2 separate regions of the Homo sapiens genome follow, and region 1 is linked to region 2. Evidence: chromatin contacts called from ENCODE Hi-C data. All regions are on one chromosome and are shown on one strand. The core of a region is the stretch at or near the end of the contact, and the rest is flanking DNA. Distances in the headings are between cores, read along the strand shown.

Region 1 (5,844 bases), core at 552-3,051, 230 kb after region 2:
GTACTTGATCCCAGCAGCTAGCTGGGAGCCTGGCACATTAGAAGGCACTCAGCACGTGCTCACTGAATATAAATGAGCCAAGCCTAATTTCTTTTTTAGCCAGTTTGCCTGAGTCATTTCATAGGCACCAACAAGCACTCTTAATAATGCACACTGCAAAGGACTGATTTTTTCCTTCACTTGGACATCACTGATCCTACTTCTGAGCTGCAGGTATCTCTGTGCAGAAGGGGTTGCCTTAGAAAGAGGTTGCATTTCTTCTCATCTCTCTGCCTCATCTCCCAATGTAAGTCTGCATATGTAGGGTTTGCATCTGCTCTTGGGAAGGAAATGAAAGTAAAGGGTAGATATTTTTCCCTTTGTTTATATCTAATATTTTGGTGTACAATGATGATCTATATGGAATGTTGTTCTTAGCAGTGACAATCATTAGATTTATTTTTAAGGATATACAGCACTGAACGTGTGTTAGAGGGAGGGGTGATGTAGGAGAATGGAGTTTACAACATCATTAACATTTTTAATGGAATTTGGTCATTTTTTAGTTTATATAAAAGCTATTTATCCTTTTGAGGAGAGACAGTTCTGGATGGCCCTAGAAACTTGTCTCCCAGCCGGTCTGCATTAGCCCGTCAGAGGATATAGGCCAAGTCCCTGAGTGCCCTTTTTATCCCTGTTTCTAACAAAGCCAGTTTTGGAACCAAGGAACCTACATTATTTCATAGTTTTTGTAGGTGGCCCCTGTCCCCAGCCAATATGTAGAGTATTATGGGGGGTAGGGAGCGGTGGTATGTGCAGTCTATCTATGCTGAGGCCAGACTTATCCCTCAGTGAAGTGATGAGTTGAAGGGATTGTGTATGTGCTCAACTTCTTCTCTGGAGGTCTTTCCTCAATAAACCCTATTTCTTCTATGTACTGTGGCGCCCTTAGAAATTGACATGCAACCTATCTACCATATAGGGCAGCAGTCAACGGGAGCAGCTTTAGGAGTTGACCTAATTTGCATAATATTTATTATATTTAAAAGTATCTGTGTTATAAATTATTTAGTTGAAACCATGCCAGAGGGAAGGAACAAGAGTAAATATTCAGGTGTATGTGTATGTAGAGGGGAATGAAATGTGCATGTATATATAATCATATTTTTTTGCTCTGCTTCTGTAGGCTTTTTTAAAAAAGAGAATAAGGTTTTCAGTCTGCTGTCAGATTCTTAGGATGTTTTTAAGGGTATTATTCATTACATTACACAGTAAACTTTTTATGAAGACTCTTGAGGGTAATTTATTTCTGATCAAGGACTCAAGAGTAATTATGATTTTTCTTACTGGTTTGTTTTTATCTTAACGACAATGTGTGTATAACTACATTTTATTTAAGAATTGCTTGTTAGAGTGTTTAAAACCAAATTCGTTGCCCACCCATATACAGCAAGGATGTAGGTGTCCAGGGTAGCCACAGTCCTCACTCCTCATTGTACTCCTGTCTTCATTTTCCCTCTATCTTTTCATCTACTTCAAATTTATCATCATTGTAGTCTGCATCACTTATAAACCTCCAGAAATGTTTTGTTTTTTTTTTTTTGGAAAAAAGGTAAATGTCTTATCATAAGCCACCAAAAACCTATTTTACCAGCTTCTTTTTTCTTCCCTTTCCAGATTGAGATGCTACCAGATGGGCTGTTTCAGTGCAAAAAGCTGCAGTGTTTACTTTTGGGGAAAAATAGCTTGATGAATTTGTCCCCTCATGTGGGTGAGCTGTCAAACCTTACTCATCTGGAGCTCATTGGTAATTACCTGGAAACACTTCCTCCTGAACTAGAAGGATGTCAGTCCCTAAAACGGAACTGTCTGATTGTTGAGGAGAACTTGCTCAATACTCTTCCTCTCCCTGTAACAGAACGTTTACAGACGTGCTTAGACAAATGTTGACTTAAAGAAAAGAGACCCGTGTTTCAAAATCATTTTTAAAAGTATGCTCGGCCGGGCGTGGTGGCTCATGCCTATAATCCCAGCACTTTGGGAGGCCAAGATGGGCGGATTGCTTGAGGTCAGGAGTTCGAGACCAGTCTGGCCAACCTGGTGAAACCCCATCTCTGCTAAAACTACAAAAAAATTAGCCAGGCGTGGTGGCGTGCGCCTGTAATCCCAGCTACTTGGGAGGCTGACGCAGGGGAATTGCTTGAACCAGGGAGGTGGAGGTTGCAGTGAGCCGAGATTGTGCCACTGTACACCAGCCTGGGTGACAGAGCAAGACTCTTATCTCAAAAAAAAAAAAAAAATGCTCCAGGGCTTTAAATGAGAAGTAAAATTTTCTAAGTTAATAAAGATGAAGAATGGGTGACTATTATGATGAACCATAACTAAATGTCTTATTAAAGCAACTGAGTGTCTAGCCCTAAATTAACCAGGTAAAAACTGTTAACACTAACCTGAAGTTTTGTGAATAACTGTTCTTTAACTTATTGAGATGTTGCAAGAAATGCACATCCAGGGTGGACTGGGAGCTATGAAATGACTAAATTCCTCCTTGCAGTGTTTACCTTCAAGATTGTATAGGTATTCTCTCCTCTTCTTCCCCCAGTCCCCATTACTTATTTGCACACTTGTTTTAACTGACTTCCTGTTTTGATATTTATCACCAAGACCATAAACTCATCAATATGAATTTTCTTGATGTATACTCACGACTGTCTTTGATTTATGTTCCTAAATTTTTTTAGATAGGGTATGTTGTGCTTGGCAGAATTCTTTTTTGGCTTAATTTTTACTTCCTTTCCCAGCTTGCTTGAGTCTTCCTTAACCTGGTTTTCTCTTAACACCAATGATGAACCCTGAGAAAATGCCTGCATTTGGCCTTTGCCTAGAACAGGAGCTGAGTATTTAAGATGTATTATCCTCGGGGCATCCTGAAAATTAATGTATTCCCTAAAATTTCTTCTTGTCTATCATCAAGGCCTTTTTTTATTTGTTAAGAATTTTTATATTAAATGTAAAACATATAAATATTTTCTATTGTATAATCTTGGATTCAACATCTGTGAGGATCATTTTTGTAAGATACATAGAATTTGTGCATTTCTTTATGAACTTACTGTTAGTGTTCTTGGTTTCGGCTGTTTATGACTCATGTTTATGTACATTCTGCTCCAAAATGTTTTTGTACTCTGCAACTAATTACTTTTGGATAACAAAAGCCTTGTGTTTAATGCCCTAAAGTATTTGGGGGTTTCCTTGTGAGAGGGTGGCCGAATCATCTACCTCTCTCTTCCATAGTTGCTGTGCAATCGTACGGGTAAAATTCTTAATTACTTACAAAAACTGTGATAGAGGGGAGAGGTACAGATTTGGTTTTTAAATTGATTTTAAAATACTTTATAGAAATTTAGTAAGAGTTAAAGCAAAAGACTTTTTTTCCCTCCATCTATGTAATCTCTAGCTATGATTATAATGTAAAACAGCCTCTATTCAGTGTCTAAAATGAGTTCTCAAAACCCACAAAGAAATAGATCCATTTAACTGAAATTCATCTCATGCCTTTATCTAACTCTTCTGGAAAATACATTTTGCTCCTTTTTATAAAGAGCTTTGTGCTTGGCCTTTTATTATGCATATTTTTAATGAATAAAATCAACTGACTCATTTTTGGGAAATGTACATCTTTAATATGTTTTTCCCTAAGGGTCTAGGCATTATGATGCCACCTCTTCATTTTGGATATAACTATGAAGAAATCTATTAACTGCACCTACACAAAACTGGAAAACACTATAGGTAAACAGTACTGTGTATATGGAATTGTGGTGCGTGGTATGTGTTTTCTCTTGCTTTGTTCCAGAAAGATGAAAGTGAGTCTTTAAAGCATAGCAAATAGAGCTTCCCCTCACCTGCCACACACTCCTGCACTAAAGTTCAAAGAAAAGAATTATTCAAATCAAATGAAATTTGAATAATATTAGCTATCAGGAATATAGGACACCAAACACACTGCCTCACACATTATTGTTTATTCTGAACGGAAAGGAACAGTGTAAAAATAAACTACTTACCAAAACTTGCCTTTAGTCAGAACATTCAGCTCTCAGGGAAGCAGGTATAACTGATGAAACTTCTAGGACTTCAGAAAACAGATTCTAATTATATCCATGTTTTTCGTTGTTATTTTCATTTTTTAAAGTGTGAGTTGATGTTTATTTTAGTGTTTCACAATAGAATTATCATGTATACTGATTCCAGTGTGGCATGTGATTAAGTTTTGGACATGAATATGCCAAAAGTGCTTAAATGTTTTTGGCCACATAACTAGCTAGAATTTCAAAACAAAATTCAGATTTGCTACCATTCACCTGACGAACTTCTCCATGGCTCGTCACTGGTTTGGTTCAACTGCAGAAGTCATTGGCTAAATTTTCCTTATCACCTACGTAAATTTCTAGAAGAATTTACTAGCAGGATTAATAATGAATATTATAAACTGCTTTCCACACACTAGGGTATAATTATTGGTGCAATCTATGTTGTTCTTGATGCCATGGTTTTACATCTTTTAATTTAAACCTTATACACCAGTGTTTAGGTCGCTTTTGAGACAAGGTAGCCCTGATGCAAGGAAAAATGAGGCTACTACTTCACATAAAAAATAGGGTGTTAATACCACCTTTACTGTACTGTTGGAGCAGATCTTTATTTTACAAGTGTTCATATTCACATAAGAGAATTTTAAATGAAGAAAATTAAGTTTGTTAAATTATAATTATGAGACTTTCGTTGGCATTTGATTTCAAGAATACATATGCATTTTCCAAAAAATAAATGTGGAGGTTATTCAGAACAAAATTCATAGCTTACGGTAGTAATGGCATGGATTAATTTTATTTGCATGCACACACAGACACACATACTTCATATATGCAAATTATAGCATTAGTTTTTGATATATCTAGTGGTTTTTTTTTCAAAATTGCAGGAGGTTGTAGATTAAATTAAGTATGATAGCACGTTTTTTAATTCATTAATCATGAAGTGCTCTGTTCCCTAAGTTATGACATTTAGAAGAAATCACATGCTCAACCTTAATCTGAGAACCTAAGTGTTTTTGAGCATTCCAGTAAAGGAGTAGTGTTCTTTTCCTAACTTACATCAGGGTACATCTGTGTGGCACACAGATACTATCTTTTCATTCTTCACTCCCAGTCTTAATTTCTTTCCCCTGTATGTCACTGTATTTTATGTCACTTCACATTGTGTTAAACAGGGTAAATAGAGATCCTCAGTATCTCAGTGCTGTGGCATAGCTCCAATAGGTGTGCTGTGGTGCACTGCAGTGATGTATTTGCATAACATTGTTTGATAGTGAAAAATTTTTTTTCGGTTCAAGTGTTTTGTGATTAAAATTTTATGTTTAATTAAAATATTGCATAATATTGATGGGTTCAAAAACCATTAAAATAATCAAACAATTATTCTGTGCCCTTAACATTATTTTCTTGTGTTTTCAATAAAATTTTCTTTTCATCTTTCCATCTTCACATTCTCTTAGCATCATCCTATGCACATAAGGTATGTTGTTTTCCTTCTCCACTCACCTACCGCACTAAATTTGATCAGCAATTGTACAGTAACAGAATATATTTGTGCCAGAAGATTTGCAATGATATTTGAGCATGTATTTATTTAGGAGGAAGCCAGTGCCTGTAATTATGTCTCATTGAGTAGTTTTACTTTGCCCATCCTGCAGTATTTAGAGCTGATCTGTACCCAAAGCAGGACAATGTAACTGTAGATCTGCTTTGTTTTCAGTAACTGTACATTGCATCAGAATCTGTTTATTTCTATCTGGAAACAGAC
Region 2 (6,326 bases), core at 1,271-3,770:
TTCATTCATCTATGTGTCTATTTTTATGCCAGTTCCATACTGTCTTAATTACTGTAGATTTGTTATACATTTTGAAATCAGTAAGTGTGATGCCTCCAGCTTTGTTCTTCATTCTCAGGTCACTTTGACTATTCTGGGTGTTTTGTGCTAAGCTCCTGGCTTGACTTCATGGACCATCCAATATATGCAACCCCATAATTAACACATTTTCTAGTTTCCCTATCTAAAGCTTTAGACATCTTGGGGCTTTGCTGATCCTGGAGAGACTGACCCTCCCTGGGCTTGCCAGTTCTTAGAGATACTACAGGATTCTCCTGCAAGTGTGCCTTTCATATGCAAACCAACCAACCTGGAGCCCACACCCCGCCACTTTCTCTGTTGGCTCTCATTCTCTGGGCCACTATCCATCTGCCCTACTCACCGAAAGGCCAAATATCAAAAGTAAGAACAATCCCTCTGCCCCAGAGCCCACTGAAATTATTCCAGCTAGCCAGTCCTAAACCTGCTTGCCCTGCTAGTTCTAGTTCACAGTTGCTCTCGACATTTACTCCAGTTCTTTGCCTCCTTGACTGCAATTGGAACCACCTGGAGGTGGGGCGAGGCTTTAAAAAAACACTCACACTCACCCTCAACTCTAGACTTACTAAATCAGAGTCTCTGGTGATGGATCAGAGCTCAAGTTTTTAAGGAGAACCTCAATTGATGTTTATGTGCAGCAAGTATTAAGAATCACTGGTTTAGTCTTATAACATCTAAAGGAGGCCTCCTACTAGACTCTTTACTTTAGACAAGCTCTGGTCTTTGACTTTTGGCCTCTTCATAAATGCCTTCCAAACTGAAGGTCACATTCCCTTGGTTGGCAAATGCTATTAGAAAAAAAACAGCTTCAATACTCCACTTAACTCTTTGGGCGTTCACCTTCCCTTGGAATTTGGTCTTTAAGATCATTCATGACAAATTAGTCAATTTTTAATATTGCTTTTGAAAATATTAAACATTTTTGAATCCAGAATTTTCCTTTTTTTTTGAGATGGAGTCTCGCTCTGTCGCCCAGGCTGGAGTGCAGTGGCACAATCTCGGCTCACTGCAAGCTCTGCCTCCCAGGTTCACACCATTCTCCTGCCTCAGTCTCCTGAGGAGCTGGGACTACAGGTGCCCGCCACCACACCCGGCTAATTTTTTTGTATTTCTAGTAGAGAGAGACAGGGTTTCCCCCTGTTAGCCAGGATGGTCTTGATCTCCTGACCTCGTGATCCGCCCGCCTCGGCCTCCCAAAGTGCTGGGATTACAGGAGTGAGCCACCGCACCTGGCCCAGAATTTTACATTTTTAACACAAGTCTTTGTCTGAATAGAGTATTCAGATTAGTCTACCACACTCCCCAAATCCTCAGCCTAAGTTATTGCCAAAACTCATGTCTGCTCATTCTGCCACTTGCTTCTGTTCTCAAATCCATTTAGCAGTGCAGCCATGGTAGACAGTCCCAGCATGCTGCTATGTCCTCTGTAGAGAGTCTTTCTCCTTTTCTCACTCAGATGTTTCTCCAAGCTGTGAAAGGGTGTCTATTTTGCCCAAGGGCAGCTTGTGAATTCAAAATAGTTAAAGTCCCTGGGGATAAGACTCAACCAATGGAAACTGTGGGTTGTTGGATAAATAGTCCACATCAAGGGTCCCAAACCCCCAGAGCATGGTCTGTTAGAAACTGGGCCACACAGGAGGTGAGTAGGGAGAGAGCACTAAGGCCTGAGACCTGCCTCCTGTCAGATCAGCAGCAGCATTAGATTCTCATAGGAGCTTGTACACTGTTATGCACTGCACATTCCACCTTCTATGTCCATGTATGCAGATTTTTTAGCTTCCACTTATGAGTAAGAATGTGGTATTTGACTTTCGGTTTCTGAGTTGTTTCACCTAAGATAATGAACTCCAGTTCCATCCATGTTGCTGTAAAAGACATGGTTCATTCTTTTTTTAAACCAGTAATATCTTTAGCTCTCTCTCTTTCTCTCTCTCTCTTCTGTGTGTGTGTGTGCATGTGTGAACACATTTAAAATATCAAAAGTTCTTCACTAACAAAAGACCCCAGAACTCAAGAATTCCCACTAAGAGAAAAATGCTTAAAATATTCTTGGTTTCTAAGGCTTTGCTTATGTGACTACTGTAGATTTCCTGTTTTTCTTGTGTGCCTAGGAAACTAAAGCCACCTGGGAACGGTATCAAGAAGAAAGCCTGTGAAGCCTTCTAAGATGGGAAAGACAAAAGAAAGCTGGCAGGATTGTGCTTGCTAAGGTGTGACTGTGCAGTATCTGTGGCTTTTTCTGACCTCCTCCCACCCCTGCACCCAACACCCATCCTCAAACTCACATCGGATGATTCAGGCATGGCTCTGCTAACACTTTATTAAAAGCATGGATTAATTTTACTTCCAAGTTTATTTTTACTGCACCATCCCATTTGTGGAAACAACTAGCTTACTCAGCTTTTTTTTCCTTTTATAAAGGAAAGAACAGAAAAGTAAAAGGAGGAAAGAAAACAAGAGGTGAGTGAGGCAACTGAAAACTGTTCTTGGACCTGCGGTGCTATAGAGCAGGTATGTTCACTTTCTTTTAAATGCAACTTAGTTCCTAACTCAAGACTTGGTTTCTGATTCAGAGTGGTAACTGAGGAATGGGCAGGAAGGGCAGGGTGCCTGCTGCCTGGCCTGCAGGAGTCTGTGGCTGGCTTTAGTTCTGGGGAAGCTCAGCTTCTCCACTTGAACCAGTGACAGCCGGGCACGCCGCGTCCCCCTGGATGTGCTGTTCCCTGATCATCAACTCAGGACAGCAGTGAGTGGCCTGGAATGAGCCCTGGTGGGCGCCTGCCTGGCTATCTCTCTCAGGTCCTGCGGCAAGCCCCAGAATGCAGAGAACAAGGAGCTTCCAGGCAATTATACCGGAAGGGAGAGTTTCTTGTCTATCTTTCTAGTGGTCACACTTAGGAAAGCTTCAGAATAAGAGCTCTATAAATCTCTATGTAGAAATAAACTTAGGCCCCACATCACTGGTCTTTATTACTTAAAAATAATTATATAGTCCAAACTCTGTGTGTGCGTGTGTGTGTGTGTGTGTGTATGTGTGTGTGGGGAGGGGGTGGGGGAGGAGGGGGGTGTTAGTTTCCCATAGGAACATCAGAGTCTCTTGTAGCTCTTGCTAAACAGATGGATACTTAGGCCTGGGAATCTGGGTTTGAACAATCCTCTCAGTTGATTCTTTAAAAAAAAAAAAGATGAAGAATAGACACTATGTTTAAAATAAAAAAGATTTTTTTAAAAACCACCATGTCCCATGGTGGTTTGCTGCACCTATCAATCCGTCATCTAGGTTTTAAGCCCCGCATGCATTAGGTATTTGTCCTAATGCTCTCCCTCCCCTTGCCCTCCACCCACTGACAGGCCCCAGTGTGTGAGTTTCCCACCCCCACCCCCAGCGCCAACCCCCCGCCGCCCGTGTCCACATGTTCTCATTGTTCAACTCCCACTTACCAGTTAGAACACGCAGTTTTTGGTTTTCTGTTCCTGTGTTAGTTTGCTGAGAATGGGATCTAATTAAAGAGCTTCTGCACAGCAAAAGAAACTATCATCAGAGTGATCAGGTGATTCTTATGTACATCAGAGTGTGAAAACCAGTCCTGAATAGGATTGAACAGCTGTATTTCATTTAGTAGAAGTTAAAAGGTCTGTGGTTCCCACACAGCTAAGAAACCAGAGACCTGGTTTATATAAAGTTGTTTGCAGGAGCAGCCACATCTTCCTAGAGCTGCCTTTATTGTTCACTTTAAAGAAGGGACTGTACAGTTGCAGTCACTGTAATGTGATGAACACGTTACACATCACATTACAATGCATTTCACTGTGGAAATCAGGACCTCGTGTTTGATCTCCATTTTCCTTACTCCCCTCAGTGAAGAATCAGACAAGAGCAGGTTGTACAGCAACAGCGTGCTTGAACTTTACAGTTTTGCTTCCGTGAAAAATTTATTTGTAGTTTTTGTTTCTTAGTAACTTATAGTTTGTATATTTTGTTGAAATATATAATCTAATGGACCAATTGTTATTGTAATTATTGTAGTAACCTCCATTTAATTCAACATTTACTGAAATCCTATTGTGTGGTGCATGCTATGCAAAGATATAAACTTATAATGTCTCGTTTTATTATCAAAACACCCTCCAGGTTGGATGTATGATTTAACTCACAGACCCCTATAATTAACAGGCTCAGCTAGCTTGACCTCCTTGGTCAAGGCCACATAAGTAGTGAATGATAGAGCTGGTATTTTTGGTGGCATTAGATGCATCTTGAGTGTCTGACATATCAATTCTAAACTGAGTATTTGAGGCATTTGAAGACAATATTATGTTTACATTTTTCTAATTATAAGGAAATACAGGTATCATAGAAAACCATTTTAATATAATGGCAATAAAAATGTGCCAGGAGACCTACAGAATAATTGTACTTTCAATACTAAATTTATGGAATTAAACTTCACCTCTAAAAATATTACAATTAAATCCCATATGCCTTTCACCTCGATTCACCCAAAAGTGACATTGACTTTATCTCTCAAAAAGAAATCTCTCTAACTTATCTATTAATATGTATGTACATAATTTCTCTCTCTCTCTAGATATCTATAATTTATCTCCATAAATAATATGCAATATTATATGTATTGTTATTCTTATTCTTTTTCTTATTCTTGTCTGTGGGAGTAAATTGCAGAGAACCTGACCCTTCTAGGCTACGTATTTCAGCCTGTACTTGAATTCTTTAGATTCTGGACATTCTCCTGCTTCCCTTTTGGAAAGATAGCCTGTATTCTCTAGAGTTTTCTCATCCCATAGTGGATCCTTTCCCTTCTCCCTTCTATTCCCATCACTCTTCCAAACCTGTAGATAAAAGACAAACATATAAGGTCACACTGATGCATTAGAGAACAAGTTTCAGTATATGATGATCATTAAAAAGTTACTGCAGGTTGTCGATCAAAAACCTTATAGCATAACCACTGTCTTTGAGGTAGGTTATTTTGACAGATAAGTGGTTGCAGTAGCATAACACAGAGGAATAGGTTGCCCGATTATCCAGGCTTTTGTCTTTTACTCTCTTTTTTGTTGGTAAAATATACATAATAAAATTACTATTTTACTAATTAAGAAAATACTTCGGTGACATTAGTTGTGCAGCTATCTCCAGAACTTCATCATTGTAAACTGAGACTCTCTACCTTTAAACAATGATTCTGCATTCCCTCCTCCCCCAGCCCATGGTAGCTACACTTCTACTTTCTGTCTCAATGTATCTGATTATTCTAGTACCTCATACAATATTTGTTCTTTTGCGCCTGGCATATTTCACTTGGCATAATGTCTTCAAGGTGATCCATGTTGTAGCATGTGTCATAATTTCCTACATTTTTATGGCTGAATAATAGCTGATTGTAGGTATATACAACATTTTGTTCATCTATTCATCTGTTTAGAGTCATTTGAGCTGTTTTCATCTTTTGGCTATTGTGCATAATGCTGCCATAAACATTGATGTACAAATATCTGTGTGAGTCCCTGCCTTTAATTTTTTGGAGTGTATATGTAGAAGTAGAATAGCTTGATCAAATGTTAATTGTATGTTTGGTTTTCCAAGGGACCATCATACTGTTTTCATAGTGACAGTACCAGTTTGCATTCCATGAACAGTGCACACAGGTTCCAAATCCTCAACATCCTAGCTAACACCTGTTTTCAGTTTTGAAGTTTTGGGCTTTTTAAAAAAAATAACAGTCCTAATGGGTGGGTCTAACATGTACCTCATTGTAGTTTTGATTTTCATTTACCTAGTGATTAATGATGTTGAGCATGTTTTCATGTGCTTATTGGCCATTTCTTCTTTGGATAAACGTCTAGTCTACTCTATCCATTTTTGAATTTTTATTTTTGGCTATTGTTGCTATTGAGTTTTAGGAGTTCTTTATGTGTTCTATCAGAAACATGATTTGCAAATATTTTCTCCCTTTCCATAGATTGCCTTTTTACTCTGTTGATAGTGTTCTTTGATGCACAAAAGTTTTTAATTATGATGAAGTGTGGTGTATCTAATTTTTTTCACTTGTTTCCAGTGGTTTTGATATCATACACAAGAAATCATTGTGTATGACATACCAGAAATCCAAGGTAGGCAGAACAGAAACCAGAACAGGTAGCTCCCAGTCAGGTTAGTGTGTTACAAATAAGGTCTTCTTTGCTCCCTCCACTTCAAGGGAGAGAACTGGGAAGTGAAAAACCACCTC

What was found. A loop is a pair of places that touch in the nucleus more often than their neighbours do. Pooled maps may share reads with other maps.
Region 1: a pooled map shows a loop between it and region 2 (3-fold over the local background). The contact joins the enhancer-like site here to the promoter of GBP6 in region 2. A Hi-C loop is called at or near these places in 2 of 37 single-sample maps with no recorded cell type and 5 of 50 pooled maps.

Annotation. Positions count from the first base shown.
Region 1 is chr1:89,591,115-89,596,958 of GRCh38, forward strand. It overlaps LRRC8B (leucine rich repeat containing 8 VRAC subunit B), which reads left to right. Exons shown (of 6, transcript NM_001369817.2): 6 at 1,657-5,844. The coding sequence ends at 1,929. Among named protein-coding and RNA genes, the nearest start is that of LRRC8C-DT, 39 kb to the right of the region's middle. Within about 2 kb of position 1,802, at least 3 of the 41 ENCODE cell types and tissues checked have a DNase peak (open chromatin) inside an H3K27ac peak, as active enhancers do.
Region 2 is chr1:89,361,539-89,367,864 of GRCh38, forward strand. GBP6 (guanylate binding protein family member 6) reads left to right here and starts at 2,521. Exons shown (of 11, transcript NM_198460.3): 1 at 2,521-2,589.